Linked DNA regions of Homo sapiens: region 2 is linked to region 1. A link is a contact called in ENCODE Hi-C or POLR2A ChIA-PET data. All regions are on one chromosome and are shown on one strand. The core of a region is the stretch at or near the end of the contact, and the rest is flanking DNA. Distances in the headings are between cores, read along the strand shown.

Region 1 (5,330 bases), core at 1,641-4,140:
AATATTTAACATTATGAGGTGTATCAGATTTTAAGTAAGTTCGCCTAAGTGGTATTCCTTAGGACCTGTTACAAGGAATGCTTTTCTTTTATTTTTTTTTTATAGAGGAAATAAAACCCATTCATCAATCAACATGAAACAAACAATATTCTATAAGGACCTACACTGTGGATCAACTACAAACATAGGTTCAGGAGTGCTTGTATCCCATTCATTCTCCTAAATAGGTTAAATATTCCCCCTGCCCTAGACAGTCACTTAGTGAACCCTTCTCTCCCTGGCTGCCATGTGCAAATAGCCACTTTCCAAATGAGCCTCATAGACTAGACTATCTCATGGCCCCACTTCAAAGCTTCAAAAACAAAAAGCATTAATTACACATACCCTCTCCTGTATAAACCCTCTTCTGATGATCAACTAAAATATATATTCCAGGGAGGAAAGTGCCTTGGAATAAAATGCCCAATACAGGGGCCGTACATTGTCCATTTTCTAGCCTGTGCTCTGGGCATTGGTTTGTTCTTTGAAATCTCACTACTTTGGAAAAGTGCTTTTCCAGAGTCAGACTCACTAGATTCAGATGCTAACTCTGTCTCTCACTAGCTGTGTGACCTTGGACAAGTTGCTTAACTTCTCTGTGCCTCATTTCCTTCATTTGTAAAATATGAAAAATGGGCTGAGTTGATCCGAACTCCAATTTCATGGGCACTGGTGGGTCTAGGGCAGGGGTCAATAAACTTTTTCTGGAAAAGGCCAGATTATAAATTTTTCCAGCACCGATGGCCAGAGTTTGCCTTGAAGAGCACTGAAAGATGAGGCTGGGGGCAGGAGGGCTGTGCCCAGTCTGTGCTGTGCCCCTATTGCTGGCTCCTGTTAGGCTTTGGAGCCTTCTCCCCAGAGCGGAGCCACACAGCCCAGCTCCCCACTCGTGTGCCCCGGCCATGACCTCTTCCCCTCCGGTGAATTATATTCTACAGCTAGAATTGCCCCTGAGATCAGCTAGCGCATGCCCTTGTTTTTTAAGTGAGGAAACTATGGCCCAGAGAAGAGTAGAGATTTCCCCAAGGCCTCCCAGCCCATGGCCTGCCAGTGTCCCTGCCTGTGGCGCTAGGGAAGCCCCACCCTGGCCCTCTGTGGAATGCAAACTACAGAACTGTGGGCCCAGGCAGGACCATGGCTGGCCCAAACAAGGCCATTGTGAGAATTATAAAAAAGACCCCTTCCTCTGGAGATGTAAACGCCACGAGTGCCCACGGCATGCCAGCAGATTGTAGGGATTCAGCCCCCTTTTGGCTCCACAATAGTGTGCAACCTGCACGGCCGTACATGGAGGCCCTGGGCCCATGCCTTGTAGCAGGGATCGTTGCTAACCTTGGCAAACCTGAGACCACAGACCCATCTGGAGATGTCGGGAAATACTCAGCTTCAGGCTCTCATTGCCAGATAGGAGTACACTCCCCATGTACCAGAAATCTAGATTTTCAAGTGAAATTTGCAGTTTGTAAATGTTGGCAAGGGATTCCATTTTCTATTGTTTTATTTAAAAAAAAAAAAAAAAACCCATGCTAGTGGATCCTGTGCAGAGCACAAGGGGCGAGTCTGTGGGCTGACAGACTTGCCATCTGACTTACTCCAAACCTCTTGCAATACAGATGTGAGATGACAGGGAAGTGACTTGTCCAAGGTGACACCTGGAACCAGTGACAGCCTGTCCTCCAGCCTTCCCTAGTGCCTGTGACCCACACAGCACCTCTGTTTCACAAGTCAGCATGAATTGCATACACACCTCCCGGCCTGGCCCAGTCCCCAGCTGATATTTTTACCAAATGTCACAGCAGTTTGCAGGAAGGCCCAGGGTCTGGCTTGAGCCAGTAAATTATGATCGCTTGCCAGAGAGCTGTAAACAGGATTCTGATTAATGAATTCCTTAATGGCTGGGCCTGAGTGCAGACCTTGTCTGAGTGTCACCCCAGGCAGATACACGAGGAGGAATTGGCTGGGCAGTGGGAAGATTTGTGTCATGTCTTTGCCTCGGAAAGGGTGCTCCAAACCTGCTGGCCCTGAGCGCCTGAGTAACTACTCCTCCCTCTCTCCTAATTGTGGGCCTGCCGCATCTGAGTTCACGCCAGCCCGTGTGTGCAGAAGACCAGGGAAAGAGATGATTGAGCCTCGAGTGAAAATAGAATTGGCTGGCCTCCACTGTGATCTCAAGAAACTTGAAAATGCCCTGTCTGAATCCAAACAAAGAGCCGAGAAGCCTTTTTCCCCATGCTGGTGCTTTAAGGACCCCCTGCCTGAGGCCTGAGCCAGAGCAGAAAGCCCTGGAATCTCTACCTTTCTTAGTTGGGAATTGGAAACTCAGGCCACAGGAGCCAGACACACACTTGTCCAGACTCCCCAGGGATCTGGGAAGAATGGAAACATGGGAAAGTCACTGACCAGGAAACATCCTGCTGTGTGACCATGAGGCCAATCTCCTGACCAGTCCGGACCTTGCGTCCTCTTCTGTGACATGAAAGGCCTGGAGCACGTTGTTCACCCAGCACCTAGTACAGCCACAGGGGTGAGGTCAGAGCTAAGACCAGAGCAGGAATGGCAAGCAAACTGCGTGTGTGCCCCCGCCCCGCGACTGCACCCAGGGCAAACATCACCGATCGATCCTGGCCCTCCTTCCCACTGAGCTGGGGCCAGACCTCACAGCTTTTCTCACTGCAGAACTCAGGGCAGCACCACCAATCAATCACAGCCAGCAAGGGTGAGAAAATCGATCTGCCATCCCCAGACTGGAAGATTTGTCTTTTGTGCTCAGTCTAAGAGTGGCAGCTTGTGTGGCAGAAAGAACACTGGACGGGGAGTCGGGAGACCTAGCTAATTGTCAGGCTCTGCTGTCAGCTGGCCAGGGCACCAGGCCTCTCTGAATTCCTCAAAGTCCTTTTCTGCCCTGAGGTCATGGACGAGTAAGAGCAGGGTCTATTAATATAATCACAATGGGCGCTTATGTCTCAGGTACTGGGCAAAGCACTTCATGCCCTTTTCTCACTTAGTCGTCATAAAACTTGACAAGGGGGATTAGGATTGTCCCCATTTTGCAGAGAAGGAGATTGAGGTTCAGACAGGTTAAGTGAAAAGCTCAAGTTTACAACTAGCAAGTGTCCAAACTGAGAGTTAAACCCAGGCATCTTGTGGCAAATTAAATATGTCCACAATGTCTTTGAGGTTCCTTCCATCAAGAGGTGGGATCTGTTTCCCTCGTCCAGTCAATCTGGACTCACCATGACTAACAGGATGTGATGGAAAGGTACCAGCAAGTTCAGCAGCCTGGGCCCCAAAGGCCTGACAGCTTCTGCTCTTGCCCTTGGGATGCTGCCCCAAGGCTGCTTGTCTATCTTATTGGAGGGTGAGAGGACACTTGGAGGAGAACTGAGGCACTCCAGCATCAAACATGTGCATCAAGCCACGGTGGATTCCCCAGTCCAGCAGCCCTTCCAGCCCACCCTCCTGCTGAATGCAGCTGAGCGAATGAGCCCAGCAGAAAGCAGCAGAGGCACTGCCCAGACAACCTATAGAATTGTGAAAAATAAACCACTTAGTTTTTAGACTTACTTGTTATACAGCAATAGCTAACTGATACACAGTCCCACTCCAGAGCCACATACTGAATATTATGTGTGTGCTTCACAAGAGGCAATACCATGTAGTGGGCAAGAGAGTGTGGTCTTTGGAGCCAGGCAGCCTGGGTTAAAAGTGACTAAAATAGTGGCTGGCACTATGCTCACTAATGTTCTCCCTAAAGAATGGAAATTTCCAGGCTTACTGGGAGTCAGTGTTATTTACCCAGTGAGGGCTCCTGGGACCACAGCAAAGGTCCTGGCCATCTGCTGCCTCTTATGTCTTCACCTCAGGGAGAGAGACAGAGAGAGAGAGCGCGCGAGTGCAAGAGCGCACCGGAAGCCCCCAGGAGCCCCAAAAGGAACATCTGGGTGACCAACTCCTTTGGAGTTAGATCATGTGCAGACTTGCATGGTAGTCCAAGCAGATAGATACTGTTGGTTCCATGTTTCCCAGATGGGGAATCCAAGACCCAGAAAAATAACTAGCCCTGAGCCAGCCTCCTAATTCTTGGTCCAGAGCTTGTCCCTTTGTCTTAGTGCTGATGTAGTAACAGGGATCCCACCTGTCTGAGCCCATTCCTCAGCCTCAAGAGCATGGCAGAAGCAGACTCTGGGATTTCAGTTATCCACAACCAGCCTTCCTTGGTGTGTGGGTGGGGAAGATGGGGGCAGGATCAGCCCCTCTAAGGTCTCCTGCAACCAGAAACCCATAGTAACGAGGGTGGGCCAGACCCCAGTAGGATAGTAGAGCCCCTAGCTCGTCATCAGAAGGGGCCCCTTTGCCATCTCTTGGGTGTGCATTTTTCTCTCTCCTGGGTCCCTAGCTCTTGGTCGCCCAGCACCCACTCTCCTTCAATCTCTGTGAGGATAAGCCTCTCTTTTTCCTTTTTCAGTGAGGCTAAGAACCAGGCAGGGGAAACAAAACCTAAGACTTGCTGAACCCTCAGTGTGGGCCTGGTACAATGTAAACACTCTGCTTTAATTGACACAACAATGCCACCAGGGATGCCTTGTCACAAATGAGAAAACCAGGGCTCCAAGAGGCTAGGTGACTTGCCCAAGAAGATACATTTAGTAGGTGTCAGGGCTGCGATTTGAATCCAGAGCCACAGCCATTTCTCCCACACTGCCTGTTATCTCCCAGAGGAAGCAGAGAACCTGGCATGAAAACTCCAGTGTGGAAACAGCCAGTGGAAACTGCATTAATGAAAGGAGAGATTGAGCCAGGCCTGACCTCCGGGGCTGGTTCCTCAGCAACCTGAGCCCCGAGAGGAGCTGAGGAGAGACTTTCCCAGCATCCTCAGCAGCTGATTACCAGCTTCACTTTTTCCTTTTCCTCCTTAGATGTTTCCAGTGCTCCCATCAAGTGCTCCGAATCCAGCATATAGAGGAGTGCTGTACCTCAGAGCTGGCAGGACTGGGGTGGTGGGGGTGCTGAGAATGAACCTGCATGGTTCACTCACAGCCTATTGTCCTCCGGGCAGCTGCCTGGAAGCCCACTCCAGGAAGAGAAGGACCCCTGTCAGCTCCACATGTGGCTGAGGCTATGGTCCTCAATAGAATTAATAAATTGAGCACTACCGGGTGCTAGGCGCTGTGCCCTGATGTTCACATTCATGTCTCATATTGTCCCCGCAATAATCGCATGATACCTATCACTGATAATCCTCATGACATGTCCCCACTGTGCTAAATGCCGTCCATGTGTAGCCTCACTTC
Region 2 (5,330 bases), core at 761-3,260, 110 kb before region 1:
TACCATTATTTATTTATTGTCCAACATGTGTGCTTTGGGCCTTTCCTATAACAGAGTACCTGCAGACCCTCTAAGAGGAGGCTTTTTTTTTCATGGCAATTTTATCAAGTCCTTTGAAGCACAAGAGTTCCCAGGAGCGTAGAATGGGAAACTCTGGCAGGCATGGGGCCTAGGTCTCCTCTGTGTCACACTCTGGGACTTCTGTGACTCCAAGAGATAAGAAATAAAGGAGGCTGCTCTAGAGACATCCTCTTAGCCTTAAGCTTGGATCACTCACTTCCTCTGAACATCACCATGCTTTTGTTCAGAGGCACTCAAAATCCACCTTGGGGACTTGACCTTACCACTACTTGTCCAGGAAACCTGTTCTGGCCACAATGACACTCACCAGGCCCTGTGTCATTGCCCCAGCCAACCTTTGCCCCCTTCCCCTCTTCCTGGGTAAGCCCCTAAGCCCCTCCCCTCATCCTTTGCAGCACCCTCTCACATGCCACCTTGCTCAGAGGCAGCAGTCTCCCACCCCGGAACAAGCCCCAGGCTTGGAATCAGAGCCAGACGCAAGCTCTGTCTTTGTGCCTTGGTTATCTGGTTCTGGATCAAGGACTGAACTTTTTTCCGCTTTACTTTCCTAAGACAAAAATGAGAGAGGATCACGGTACTGACTGTCTTGCTTTGGGGCAAAGATTAAAGGGGCTTGAATATCTTGTCTTAGCCAAAGTTTTCTACAAAGCAAGGCCTGAGGTAAAGGCCTGTGTGCTACTGCTCTTTTAAGCAGTGTGATGCGAGGGCCGCAGGAGTGAGGGAAACGATAGGCAAAACTGGAGACAGGAAAAGCCAACGCAAGGATGCGGGAGAATTCAGCCACCCAGTGGCATCAAGAGCAACTGAGTGCTTGATGTCATGAGAAGGTCTCTCAAAAGGCTATGTAGGCCAGGTGCGGTGGCACATGCCTGTAATCCCAGCACTTTGGGAGGCTGAGAAGAGCAGATCACTTGAGGTCAGGAGTTCAAGACCAGCCTGGCCAACATGGCAAAGCTCCGTCTGTACTAAAAATACAAAAATTAGCCAGGCATAGTGGCCGGAGCCTGTAATCCCAGCTACTGAGGAGGTTGAGGCATGAGAATCACTTGAACCCAGGAGGCAGAGGTTGCAGTGAGCCAAGATCATGCCATTGCACTCCAGCCCAGGTGACAGAGCGAGACTCTGTCTATAAAAAAAAGAAAAAAGAAAAAAAAGGACCCTACGTAGCAACTACTTCTTAAGACAGTCTATCCAGAAAGAGGTGAGAAGAGGAATTTACCCGTGGGCTCCAGTATCTTATGGCTCAAAGGATTGCCCCTGGTGTGTTCACTCCCCCAGGTCTCCTGGTTGCACATGTGTGCCTGCTGAGTGGGTCTTGCTGCATTTCAAGTGTCACCAGCAAGAGGAAAGCTCCACAGCAGAAGTGATGTGTGCACAGACAGGAGATGCACTGCTTTGAGGTTGTACCTACATTCAGTTGTTCAGAGTCACATGAAGTTGGTCATTGCAGGGGAATGTGAGGGGCAAAGGTCTAAGACCCCAGAGATATGGGTGGTTGAGAGGCTTTGAGGATGGTGTAAGAAGTGTCTCTGTGTCACCCTGTACCACCCACAGAGGCATCTACCCTTCCATCACATCCAGCTCCCATACAATCTGGGGCCTCTGTGTTTGGTGTGAACTGAATGTCCCTGCTTTCTCTAAGAAGTGGGTACAAGTCCAATGACTACAGAGTTTCCTTGGGATCTCTGAGATGACCTAAGGCAAGAGGTTAATAAAACAAGACACAGTGCCTGCACCTGTCCTGAGGCCCTTATGGGTACTCATCAGATCTCCCCTCCATTCCCCAGTCTCCATGTCCCTCACCCTCAACCGGCAATTTGTCTGCTCTGTGCTGCTTACTGAGCAGGATGACTCAGACCTTCATCCCGAAGAGGTCTGAGCCCTTGGCTTGTCCTGTTCTTATTGAGCTGTTGTTGCTGCAATTGCTGACTCACAAGTCCCTTTCATCAGGCAAAAGAACACCAAGAGACTCGCAGAGAATCCCTGCTGTGAAAAGCAACAGGACTTGGCCCTCACAATAATCTGGTGAATTATCCTGCCAGGATGGTAACTCCTTTCATCACTGCTAGTCCACTAGAAAACTAAAGTGACAGGTAGCTGTCACAGCTTCAAATCCAGTGGGACCTTTACAGTGTCACCTGCAGGAAATACTAGCCCCACAACAGAAACATTGGCTGTCTGTGGACCATGACCCCTAACCTCACAGAGCCTAAGGTTTGTGGCAAGTGTAAATCCTGCTAGAGGGTCACTAGGAGTGATGGCAACAGGGAATGGACGTTCAGCCCTGGCTTCCCAGACCCATGGATTCCAGCAGTAGGAAGACAGCACCATTTATTGCCTGTTGGTTAGGTGCATAGACAACATGCTAAAGACAGTCCTCCAGTCCCACAGGGGGTGGTCCCCAAGCTAGCACCTGAGCTCAGCCTTTCACAGGCCATTTCACCATTGTCATGGGCCACTGCTTCTCTGTAATGGGTACACAAGAAGATTAGGGGAGTCCATGGCCATGTGCCCATTGTCATACCTCTTTTGCAGTAGGGCCCACCCTTGATAGGAGTCACTGACGTAGGCGCTGCCATGTAGGTGGAGAAGGCATTCTGTGAGCCTTCATATGTGTCGGTGGAGGCACTGAGGGTAGGAGGACCCAGGAGGACAAATCCGTGTTCTCGTCGGGGTGGAATTTTAATTCTAATTTCCCTAACTCGAGTTCATAAGCAAAGCCAGAGCTGCGACTGAGACTGCTATAAAAAGAAACCTCCTTGACTTTATGCCCAAGGGAGCTGTGTTCCTTAACATTTGCGAAAAGGGAGGCTTCCTGATACATGAAGAAATTACATCTGTTTTTTGGGTTAAACACACACACACACATACACACATACACACACACACATACACGAGACACACACAATGTAGACTGGCTTCCTGTGCAGACAATGTGGGCTCAGTTTTCCGGAAAATAGTTACCCAGTTAGGAAATTCTCCAGTCAAGAAAGCCCAACCAGGCCATTCAGCTCTGGGGAGGGCACTCCGAGACAATGTCTGCTGGAGAAGCACGTTCAGTTTGTGGATTACCAGTGGGCACCAACATCCCCAGCAAGCTTCTACCTGAAGAGCTGGAAGCCACCAAGGAGCTCCAACACCACAGTGTGTCCTCCTAAGTCCACCGCATGCTCCTGCCGTGCACAATGCTTTGCAAACTGTAAAGAGCTCTCCAAATGCACAGCCATTAGCCTGGAGACTGGCCCCCAAAGAAATGGGCTTGGGAAGGGAAGGGACTGTGACATCCTGAGGAAAGCAGAGGTCCTTGGCATCCTGCCATGGCTGAGGGAAGTGAGCCATGCACAACTCCCTAGCTGCGTGCCGCACCTTATAGTCTGTACAGAGATCTGTCTCTGTGGCATTCATTTGAGCCTTTCTCCATCAAAAAAAGACCTCATTACTTCTGTTTGCTAATGTGAACCTGAAGCGCAGGAGAGCTGACTCACTCCAGGTCATGCATGCAGTTAGTGGCAGAACTTCAGTTTGGGCCCATGTCTGTCTCTCCTAACCACTCTGCTCTCCAGCCTGTCATTCATTCATTCTCATCCCCCACTCATCCAAGACAAATCAAGACAGATACTGAGCAGACAGTGCACGCCCTGGAGATGGGGGCACAGGGAAGACATGAGCCTGTTTTCAAATGGCTGCATGGTCCTTCACCCTAAGGACCATGTAGCCATTAGGCAGGAGAATCAGAGGCTGAGATCTGGCCCCCTTTATTTATTGTCCAGTGACCTTTGTACTGGGCTCATGGTCATTGCTCCTGACATTTGCAAAGCACTTTACTGCAGGCAAATGCTTCCACATGCAACTTGTCAGTGGAGCTGGTGGGACCTGCATCGTGTCTCTGCTTTATAGACAAAGAAGCTGCCGTTACCGTGAATTGCCCGCCGTCCTTTGGCAGAGCTAGTGGCAAAGCCAGGCTCTGAGCTGGGCCTCCTGGCTCCAAAGCCAGTTCTCCTTCCACTCCGCCGCCTCTGAACACAGAGCAACATGGGTGAAACCTTTCATGCATCTCTCTCCTTTCCCCCTTGGCTTCTGAAACACAAGTGAGCCTAGGAAGGAGAGGTGACTGCCAGCAGCCTTTTAGGAGAGACGTTCCTGTACTCAACAGTTATTAAGTGTCCACAGCATGTGAAGCACTGCCTAGCCCATCGTGACAGCTTCAGATTGACATGATATTAGAAGGCAGCCGTGACTTGGGTACCAAAGGACTGGGAACACCAGCGTCAGGTCTCCCGCTGTGGCCACTGTCCTTTCACAGCCTCTGGGAACACCCCCATGCACACCCCGACATGGGAGGGCAGTCAGCTTCTTTCCCAGGTGCGGCCCACAAGGGCGACGGGGTGGGGACGGCCCCAGGAGAGCAGAAGCCCTCGGGGCTGCAGTGTGATTAAATTCTCTGTTGTGAGAAAGTGACACTATGATCTGATTCATACCAGTAAATATGTGATTTACATTTAATTCTGAGTAACCTTTCTGGGCTCGGCGAGGTGTGAAGGAATCTGATGGGGCCAGCTCCGTGGAGAAGGAGGCGATTCATATTCATTAAGACCTCCACATTAGCCAGCTGAAGGGTGGCAGAGCCCCAGCCCGCCCTCCTCCTCATGCCTGCCGAGGTCACGGCTGCAGGGAGGCCAGCAGTCACACTGGCTGCCACCTGGGGATGGGGGTGCAGGTTAGCGGTGAGAGCTGGAGGCACCAAGAGAAAGTGGGAGGAAAATAAACAGCAGGCCCACGAGTGACACTGTCCAGGTGATGTCGGCCCTCCAGAGTTTGCTGAATGAGTCCTATTGAGCCCTCGAGGGTGGAAGAAGAGATATTGATCGAGGAGGTGGTAGCTCTGAGAAGCCCCTGCTGCTCCCTTTGTAGGACTTACAAGGCACTATAAAGCCATCTTTGCTTCATACAGGCTTGGGGCAGAGAGAGAAATGCTAAGGAAAGAGGGTTGGGGTCTCAGGACAAGGAGAGTGGTGCTCTTGGCCCCTGAGAGCACTTGTTCAGGTTTTGATGAACTGAGCTGAGGTCACCCCAGGTGCACATGGCCCGATGAGCTTGGGAAGTGAAAGAAGTGAGCTGAGATAAGGAGGCATGCATCTCCCATGGACGAGCTCCCCAGATGTCCTTGGACCCTCCACTTGCCCGTCCTCTTAATGGGAATATCTACAATGATTAATGACAACCCCAAGAGCCTGTGTTTGTGGAATGCT

Evidence for each region. Hi-C counts contacts between places; a loop is a spot of excess contacts on that map. ChIA-PET counts read pairs that join two places held with the same protein, here RNA polymerase II (POLR2A). Pooled maps may share reads with other maps.
Region 2: a map of ascending aorta shows a loop between it and region 1 (2.1-fold over the local background). The contact joins two enhancer-like sites. A Hi-C loop is called at or near these places in 5 of 168 maps with a recorded cell type or tissue (ascending aorta, heart left ventricle, heart right ventricle and 1 more) and 8 of 50 pooled maps. POLR2A ChIA-PET finds 5 or more read pairs at or near these places in 1 of 52 experiments (A673).

The regions. Positions count from the first base shown.
Region 1 is chr15:70,162,656-70,167,985 of GRCh38, reverse strand. No RefSeq gene overlaps it. Among named protein-coding and RNA genes, the nearest start is that of TLE3, 67 kb to the right of the region's middle. Within about 2 kb of position 2,890, at least 16 of the 41 ENCODE cell types and tissues checked have a DNase peak (open chromatin) inside an H3K27ac peak, as active enhancers do; they include ascending aorta and heart right ventricle, where a contact is called at or near this core.
Region 2 is chr15:70,268,256-70,273,585 of GRCh38, reverse strand. No RefSeq gene overlaps it. Among named protein-coding and RNA genes, the nearest start is that of TLE3, 170 kb to the right of the region's middle. RefSeq lists enhancers at 1,862-2,156, 3,891-4,569, 4,557-4,606. Within about 2 kb of position 2,010, at least 15 of the 41 ENCODE cell types and tissues checked have a DNase peak (open chromatin) inside an H3K27ac peak, as active enhancers do; they include ascending aorta and heart right ventricle, where a contact is called at or near this core.